Regions from separate parts of the Mus musculus genome. Here region 1 is linked to region 2. Evidence: chromatin loops called from intact Hi-C (ENCODE). Cell type or tissue: left cerebral cortex. All regions are shown on one strand. Links, peaks and the distances in the headings refer to the core of each region. The heading gives the core; the rest is flanking DNA.

What was found. Hi-C counts contacts between places; a loop is a spot of excess contacts. Peaks named below come from ENCODE experiments on the same cell type or tissue, not always from the same donor. Only the 100,000 strongest peaks of a DNase experiment are listed, where the experiment ranks them.
Region 1: a loop joins it to region 2, with 7 times the contacts of the local background. A loop is called at or near these places in 4 of 42 quality-filtered maps.

What each region holds. Positions count from the first base shown.
Region 1 is chr8:39,005,227-39,009,226 of GRCm38, forward strand. It overlaps Tusc3 (tumor suppressor candidate 3), which reads left to right and starts at 619. Exons shown (of 10, transcript NM_030254.4): 1 at 619-974. The coding sequence starts at 837. In left cerebral cortex, for the core only: a CTCF peak has its summit at 658; DNase peaks (open chromatin) are centred at 662, 983, 1,513, 1,894 and 1 more place; H3K4me3 peaks cover 1,995 bases; H3K27ac peaks cover 1,830 bases.
Region 2 is chr8:38,659,220-38,664,299 of GRCm38, forward strand. Sgcz (sarcoglycan zeta) reads right to left here and starts at 2,289. Exons shown (of 8, transcript NM_145841.2): 1 at 1,506-2,289. The coding sequence starts at 1,544. It overlaps Gm40493 (a long non-coding RNA gene), which reads left to right. Exons shown (of 3, transcript XR_870371.2): 1 at 1-666. In left cerebral cortex, for the core only: a CTCF peak has its summit at 2,322; DNase peaks (open chromatin) are centred at 67, 315, 924, 1,510 and 2 more places; H3K4me3 peaks cover 2,745 bases; H3K27ac peaks cover 2,292 bases.

The DNA of each region.
Region 1 (4,000 bases), core at 1-4,000, 350 kb after region 2:
GGGTGTGTGTATAATTTATGCAGTTAAAAGTACTTTCAATGTCTTTAGGTTTTTCATCAGACTATCAAAGGTGTTTATCGTACAAGAGAAAAAAATCTTTAGGTAGAGGAAACAATGCAGTTACAAGATGCCTTTATTACGCTCTATTCATTTTTGAATAGAAAAATGTTGTTAGTTTCTAGAGCAATGCTGCTAACTTCATGAATAGTGAATGAATAGCTTCTAGCCAGGTTGGCTTCTAAGGGCCCTGATGGGAGGTGGAAGAAACCCCGGGGCAAAGTGTAGAACACTCATGTACATCCAGGCAACTATGTTGTGTTTCAAGTGTGGTAAGGACCTCAAGAGAATACATATAGGGGTCCCTAGCAACTTATTAAAGTGATGGGAACCTTCTGGTGCAAGAAGGCAGCGGGATGTCCTCCTGATCCAGATGGCAGGTTGGCTCAACGGGCTCATTGCACACTCCTGTGCCCTGTGTGCTTAGTGGGCAGCCCAGCGTTGGGTCAGAGGTGAAAGCAAGGGGTTACTTCTTGATGCTTGCACACAGGAAGCCCCGGAGAGAGCAGCGGAGACGCGCGCGCACAGAGCCGCTTTCTCGCCACGCCCACTTCCTGCTCCATCCCGCGCCATTCTTGTCCCTCTCCTGGTGAACCGGATGCGCTGTCAGTCTCCTCCTCCTCCGCGTCCTTAGCCTCCACCCAGCTCCCTGGAGAAGCCGCTGCCACCCCGAGGCCTTGGCCAGGAGAGGCTGCTGGCGACTGGCCTGGCGGGCGCGGGCACGGTAGGAGCTGGGCGCGCACGGCTACCGCGCGTGGAGGAGACACAGCCCTGCGGCCATGAGTGCCAGGGCCGCTCCTTCACGCCGGAGACAGGCGGGCCGCCGGTTGCGCTACCTGCCTACTGGTAGCTTTCCCTTCCTCCTCTTGCTGCTGCTGCTCTGCATCCAGCTCGGGGGCGGACAGAAGAAAAAGGAGGTAGGCTGGATCCCTCGGGCGGTCGCCTCCGGGCGGGGGAGGGCTGGAGTTTGTCGCGTTGCTAGGAAGCCCCGCCGCGTTGCTAGGCAGCGGGGACGTGGGCGCCCCGGGGGCGGGAGCTACGTGGGCGGGAGCGGGTTGGGCGTGTCCCTTGGGCGCCACGGGTTGTGAGTGCTGAGGGTGACCCTACTCCTACATCCTGAAAGTGTGAGCTGAAGTCTGAAAGCTGGTGCTTCTGAGACCCTAGCTGTGCTGTGTGCCTCAGGTGTAGGCCGGACTTTGGATGCTGGTGTTCCTAAAGGGCTTGCTGGGTGTGAAAATACCCTAAGGGGAGTACTTGCAAGCACAGAGGAACTATTTACCCATTATTCTGCTCTTCTTTATGTTAAGACGTCACATTGAGCGTGTTATTCATTCTGTATTCCTAATAATACCCTTGTAGAACTAACTGAATGCTTATGTCTGTGTTCAACCTCAGTGTGTGATCAAGAGAACAGTCGCATTTTTATTTTTAGCTTTTACACTATGCATATTTATTTGGGAAGTTTGGGTCACCTGATTTCAATTTCAACCTATCTCTAGGGCCAAGGCTGAGATTTGACGAATCTAAGTGGGTGGTAGAATAATTCGAGCTCAGTTGTGCAGAATTAATCTGGTCTGTTCGCTTCACAAAAGCATTTGCTTTGGAATTGAGTAGGATTTTTAATTGTAGACCAGTTTGGTAAGAGTATTTTGTTTATACGGTTGAAGATGGGTTTTTCTGTTGAAATTACACAAGTCACGAGGCTCATAAAAAAGAATCTGGTTCAGTTTATTATCAGAATTTCTTATCAGTAGGGTAGGGAGTGAGTGAGCGCACATTGTAATCATTTTCCTTCATTAATTAAAAAGAAATGAAATGTTAATGTGTGTGATTTGTGCACCACTTGGGTAGGTGTCCTAGGAGGAATCTGATCCCCTGGAACTGGAGTCACAGCGGGTTGTGAGCTATCATGTGGGTGCTGGGAATTGAAACCAGGCCTTCTGGAAGAGAAGCTAGTGCTCTAACAGCTGAGCCTTCTTCAGTGCTCTCTCTCATCAGCTTTGCTTGAAACCACCTCAGTATTCACAATTGCCTTTCCTGGCCCCCTCCCCCCACCTTGAGATTTTTTCTCCTCCTCCTCCTCCTCCTCCTCCTCCTCCTCCTCCTCCTCCTCCTCCTCCTCCTTTTCCTATTCCTCCTCTTCCTCCTCCTCCTCCTCTTCCCCCTCCCCCTCCTCTTCTTCCTCCTCCTCCTCTTCTTCCTCTTCCCCCTCCTCTTCCTCTTCCTCCTCTTCCCCCGCTAACTTTTTTTTTTTTTGTACAAAATTCTTGGTATTTTGATAAGAAGTTGGAGAAGCCCTACTGTTAACTTGAAATCGAACTTCCACCACAAACTAGTTAGGTTTTTCCAGCACTTTGTGTCTTGTACATATTTTTCAGAGTCTTAAATTCAGTTCATGAGAAAGGTAGTAGGTTTGTAGCATTTCACTTATTATTTTATTTTTTGGGGTGGGGGGGACTGCTGTGATATACAAAGCAGAGGGCAGTGGTAACCGATGATGACATTCATGGCGTTTGTGACGTTTTCCACATCCAACAGTGTCACCAAAGCCACATTATAAGCTGTAGGGAAAGATATTAGAAAGTTTACAGGTTCACTGATAGTTAGCACCTGCAATCATGAGACTATTTCAATATGTAAAATGATTTAACAGTTAAACCTAAAGTACATATCTCCTTTCCTTAAAAATCCTTAGAACATTGGTTAGACAAGGTATTTTCTAAAAGGAAAAGATTAGGAGCCGTTGAGATGGTCCAGCAGGTGGAGGCGTTTGCCATCAGAGATGATGATTTGAATTCCATTTCCAGAACTGTCATGGTGGAGAATACCAACTCCTATAACTAACTGTCCTTTGATCTCAAGACATATAGGCTTTGGCACATCTACACCACACATGAACATGCACACGCTTTCACACACACACACACACACACACACACACACACACACACACACACACACAGTGTGCGTAAGTGTAAAGATTGGGGGAAACATGATTTGAGATAGAGAAGGGATGAGTTCCAAAATTACGTTGTCATTAAAAAAAGAGAACCAAATACTAATACGTGATGATATTACAGAGCACACATAGTGTATGTAGAGGAAATTACATTCTTAAAGCTTAGATAATGGTATTCTCTTTTAATTCTGGAAGAAAAAGTACTGTTTTGGAAATTATGAAACTGGTACCATTTTAGAAACATTGTCTGTAGTAGATGCTGTTTTTTTCCCTCTGACTTATGAATTTCATTGCCACTATAAGATTCTATAGCACTGAATCAGAAAGCATAGCAGTTGGAACATAATTTAAAATAGATATTACTGCCATCTGAATCAGAGTGGCAGTTTTGGCATGAACATGCTTCCTACTTAAGGCAGAAACCATGCTAACATCCAAAGCTAAACTGGGAAAGTGATTATGACAGCAACAATCACCATTATGGATTTTTGAGTCATGTATGGTCCAGTCTTCACAACTGGATCTCTAAGTAGACACCTGGCAGACACGCACCCTTGAAGTTTTGTGTGTTGATTTTCCAATCCAGACACTAAGAACCTACATCTTAGGATGTTGAGGTTAAGACTGTATGAAGTGTTCATAACAGGGCTTAATACATACTAGCAAATATCAATAACTACCAGCTACTACTATGTAATACCCGAATAAAGGAACGTTAATAAGAGTTCTGACATGTAACTTAATTGTTGTTAATTAAACTACAACATATTGTATGGCCACTGTATTGAATTATCATATTGTAAAACACTGAAATCTTAAAATCTTAGGTGGTGGAAGTTTCCTAGAAGAGCTTTTCCATCACACAAGAGTTAGAGTCCATAGATTGTTGTGTGCTTGTGTTCACCTGTGTGTACCATGCATGTGTTTATACACATTTCTTCATAAATTGACATTTACTTCATTAAAATGAGTTTTGATATTTTC
Region 2 (5,080 bases), core at 1-4,000:
GTTTGCCAACTTTAAACTGGAATATCAAATCTGCTTCTTCCCCACTTCATCTCCTCCAAGGAACACAGAAGCTTGGATTGAAGTACTATCTATGGTGTATTCAAACAGGCCCCACTCCCTGGGGCTAAAAGCACAGCCCAGTACCAGAGGGTTCTACATACTTTTTCCTCTTGTGGCTTGGTAGCCACAAGGTGACATGTGCACCCACTGGGGATGGACAGGCTTAGGGACTCCATCAGAGCAAGCTGCAGAGGATTTCCCATACCCTCTACTCACCTTCTTTTACAAACCCATTTACCTGACTCTACTTAGCAAACCTCTAATGGTCAAGTTTCCCCAGCAGGAAGAGATGTCTTAAAAGTCCTCACCGGAACAAAGTCCTTACATGTAGTAGATCTCTAGTAACCCCCCTCCCACCCACCCACCCGAAGCAGAATGGTTATGTACCAAATGACTGGAGGAGGAGTAGGGTGAATATGTATGCATATTTAACACGCCAGCATCTCCTCATTTCAGCTTTATCATCTAAGAGTGAGCGGGACATTTAAATTATTTTGCGATTTTTTTTTTAAGTTCTTTCTTTTCATATCTGCCCTGCTGGTAGAGATACCCACCAGGAGAGTGGCGAATTCGTGGCCTGGGCGCTCTGAGGCCACTTCAGGACAGGTAGGTAGAGAACACTGAAGGGCACCACATGGGGTGCAGTAGCAGACCAGGGAGGGTCTGGGACCCCGGAGGATGGGCGGGGGAGGGGCGCCCCGCCCCCTCCAGAATCGCTTCCACCCGGGGCTACCCTCCCTGGCTCCTCAGACCTGGCCTGGTAATAGAATTAGCTCTTCCCTCCATGTGCTGGTGGAGACAGGCCAGCAGGGGACCCCCTCATGTCTCTCCTCTCGCCCTGTGCCCCGGGATGATCACCACCCGTTCCCGCCCAAAGGCAGTGGCCTTCAAGGGAGTGGGGGGGGGAGCGGTGTGGTTAATGATAGGAAAAGGGGGGCTTTGCCTAGTGGTGGCCACAAACACCTCTGTGCAGCGAATTTACGAACGGAAACAGGCTGTCCCGGTGTCGCACGGGGGCAGGAGCGGGACAGAAGAGAGGCGGGCGGGGACGGGAGGGAAAGTGGCCCCGGACAACTTTGCCGGGAATACGGGCGACCTCGAGTAGAGATGGGGAGACCTCCGTATCCTCAGCCAGCTCCGGGGCACCGAGGACCTCGGGTCCTGCAGCCCAGCTGCCGTTGTCACCCGTGAGGGGAGCACCGGGTGGCCTCCAGCCGGAACAACGACGCGGAGGGCAGCCCCGCGCGGGAGGGCGAGGGACAGCCGCCTGTGTGTCCACGGCCCGGGGAGGGGCGCTGCGCCCGGGGACACCCCGCCCCAGATGCCCCCTCGCCGTCCAGCGGGACCCGCGACTACTCCGGAGACGCCGGGTAGCGGGCGAGCAGAGCCCGGGATGCGAGCGCGGCAGAGCGGAAAGCCAGCGCCGCCGCCGCAGGACCACGTACCTTGAGCTCCTGGATGTCCAGGTCCGTGGATCTGTCCATGGAGCGAAACTAAAGGAAGTGGAGAGGAACTGGCCAAGTTGCTCCCCGAACCGATCTAGTCTTTTAGTTTCCAGCTGAAACTCAGCTTTATCCTCCTCCAAGCCCTGGTAGCTTCTCTCAGTCTCATCCTCCGTGGTCTCGCCGCCTCCACCGGTTAAAAATAATACAAATAAATAAATATTAATGAGAATTCACTTTGTTTTACTTCTTCAAAGATTTAGGGACAGTTGATCTTTACCGCCGTGCGACACAGCTCAGTCGACTCAAGCAAAGGAGGGGGAAAAATCCACTCAATTTCAGATTATTTTTTTCTTCGGCAATAAGCTTAGAAACCAGCGAGTTGCTGCATCCCAAGAAAAAAAGCTGCTTCCCTGGACAGCATCATGCGGCAAAATTCAAGCAAATGTGTTCAAACTGGAGAGAAGACTATGTGATAAAAAGCCTTCCTCCGTCAGGCATACTCTGGTAGCTAATTTAGCACGCTGTGAGTCTCAGACATTAGCAATCATCAATTTCCCTGGCAAGATAACTGGATCCCCGAAGTCCTGCATAGACTTAAAAAATGTCTTGTAGCTAAGAGGTATTCTCTCAGTGGGGAAAAGACGGTAATAAAGTCTGAAGGGACCGTTCTCCTTTGAAGGTTATGCTAAAAGAGTTGAGAGAATAGGAGGTGGCTCCCACAGAGAGAAAAGAGCGAAGAGAAGAGAGGGAGACCGCAATTTTCCTCCTGCTTTGCTGTTTTACTGGCCTTCACCACCAGGTGACTGACTTCACTTCTCCCTTCCACAGCCAGCACTAAGGGGATTTCTCTCATCTGTCAAAAAGCAACATTTCCTCTCCAGACAAATACAGTCGCTGGGTCTTAAAGACTGCCCTCTGTCCGGAATCTACTAGGTGACAGGCATTTTAATTCACTTACTCTGTTGCAGCTTCTTGCTCAGATAAGCACAGGGAGACACAGGCTTGCCTGTATCATTTTTATGCATTCAATTAAATCTCGTCTGTATCCAATTAGATCTGGGCTGTTTAAATGTCACGTTGCTTTTACCTAAAATACTAATTTTAAATGATGAGACGTAGGATTGTTAAAGATTTCTTTCCACGATGCAACTCAAGATATTTTAAGTTTTCTGCTGGAAAATGTTTCTTTGAATTCATTCTAACAGGTCACTACATCGCACTTGTAATCTGTAAATTTGGAGGTAGGGGCTCCTCTGCTTCATTTACATATTTTAGGGTAAACACCTTGATTTATGTTAAGGCTTCAGTGGCTTTTTATTGTGGCATATAAAAATTGCAAATATAAAGATGTTTTCAGATTTCAAAAAGAGCAATGTAAATTATTTTATTTCAAAAAGAATGTATTTTTAAAAAATAGAAATATGACCACATATACTTTTCTGGACTTCTTCTCTAACTTCATTTTCATATTTCTGCACTGCTGAGCTCCAGCCATCTGGTCTACCTGTGTGAGTGCCGTTTCTTCCACTTTCAGCTAATATATACCACTGCCTCTCTGTCAGGACATCTCTTTCCTCTTCTGACTTCATGTATTTCCCTTTCTCTGGTTTCAATCTAATGCCAGTCCCTCAGAAAAGATTTTTTAAGGGTGAGTCCTTTGTATATTGTATTTAGTTAACTTACTATAGCAGAACCTCAATTTATCATTTTTGCATATGTGCATTGATTATCTGCTTGAATGTGTGACTTCTTCAATAAATGGTATGCCCTTGAGATATCAGACCAGTCTTATTTACCAGTACATCCAGAGCCTAGCAAATGATAAAGCATGCAAATGTGAAATAAGTAGATTAATGCATGTAAGAAGTCTTTAAAGTTACCATTCTAATACCTAAAACTGCCTGTTTTTTTCTTCCTGTCATCTCCACTATTATATATATATATGAATATATATGTGTTACATATATATGTACACACACATATATGTATATATACGATAGTCTTTTATATTATTATATATCTTACATACACATTATATAATTATATACATATATATTAATCTTATATATTATCACATTTCTCTGCATTTTTCTCCCCATTGAGTGTTTTGCAGCTAAGCCTGCAGGGCTTGGATTTATCCTTACGCATGCTGAGTTCTTTGCTTTAGCCCATTTCTATTTCACGTGTTTATCAAAGCCATCTTTCTTCTTTGACTTCTGCCTACAGCATTCAGAGATAACATGAAATAGCCAATAATCCATAATTTGTGGGCCTAACATCAAATCCTGAAAATAAATATTACCTGTCTTGTTTGTATAATTATCTTACATAATAATGTATGGAAAATAATAAAGTTGGACATAGGCAGTACATGGACTTATATAAAATATAACTCCTTAAATAGCTGCTTTTTTAAAAAGTACCACTGATCCAACATGAAAATACATAATTTTTTAAATCAGAACTTTTACACAAAGTGTTTATATATTGCCTATCAAATAGTGGTTGTCTAATTTTAGAAAATAATAAAACAAGATGATGTATATGAATATATTTGCAGAGTGATATTAAGATTTTACAATTTATAATTGTAGTGTGTACAATTTTTAATTGTAATGGTATATAATATAGTTTATTAATATTATTACTATATTATACTGTTATATGTATGAACAAAAATAATTAAATTGCATTTTTCAAATACAATTATATTCATAGATAGGTATGTGTTTGTACATATAAATGAGCATGTATATAATAACTTTATTTTTAGTAAGACTGAGATTCAAAACCAAATATTTCTAACATGTGATGTTGCTCAACCTTCATTTTGATGAGCTACATAAATGATTGGTGACCTCTAATTTAGCTACATATTGCATTTAATTAAATATCTATATAGTCAAAGACTACTGAGTCTTTACAAGCTAACATAAATTTCCATATAAATTCATTAGTCTACATATTCCTAAAACTCAATGATAGTTGATAAAAAGGGATGCAATTTGGTAAGATATATTTATATAACCTTTCAAGGCAATCAGGACTTTGTTCCATTTCATCTGACCGAAAAGTAGACGAGGCAACTCTCTGAAACCTGGATTGACTTTACTCTTAAAATCAGGCAAGGCAAGAATAGGGAAGTAAAACAAGAATAGCCATATTTTTTAGAAGTCCTAAATTCCAAATCCAAGAATAAGACAGCTACCCATGATGGTAAAGAAAACCATCGTCCTGGCACAAAACAGAATATCTGAAAGGCGAATGATTCAATTTAGCAAAGATGTGTGATTCAAAGGCAAACTGCACAGAGTAATTGCAATACCCAAGCAAAGGAAAGGAAGGCAGTGTGAAAAGCCCTGCAGGTCATGAGATTTTACACTTCAGGTTCACTCATCCATAGATACATTCATCAATGTCACCTTCACCCATAGGTACTAAGGCAGATGTATACCTGCCATTGTGAGCATCTTTAGATTACAGAAGTCAGCTACTTGTAAATCAATATGCTTTCTTCCAGTCAACAAGATATTTCTTATTCATCTGTGGTAAAAAAAAAATCACTTACAGAGTTT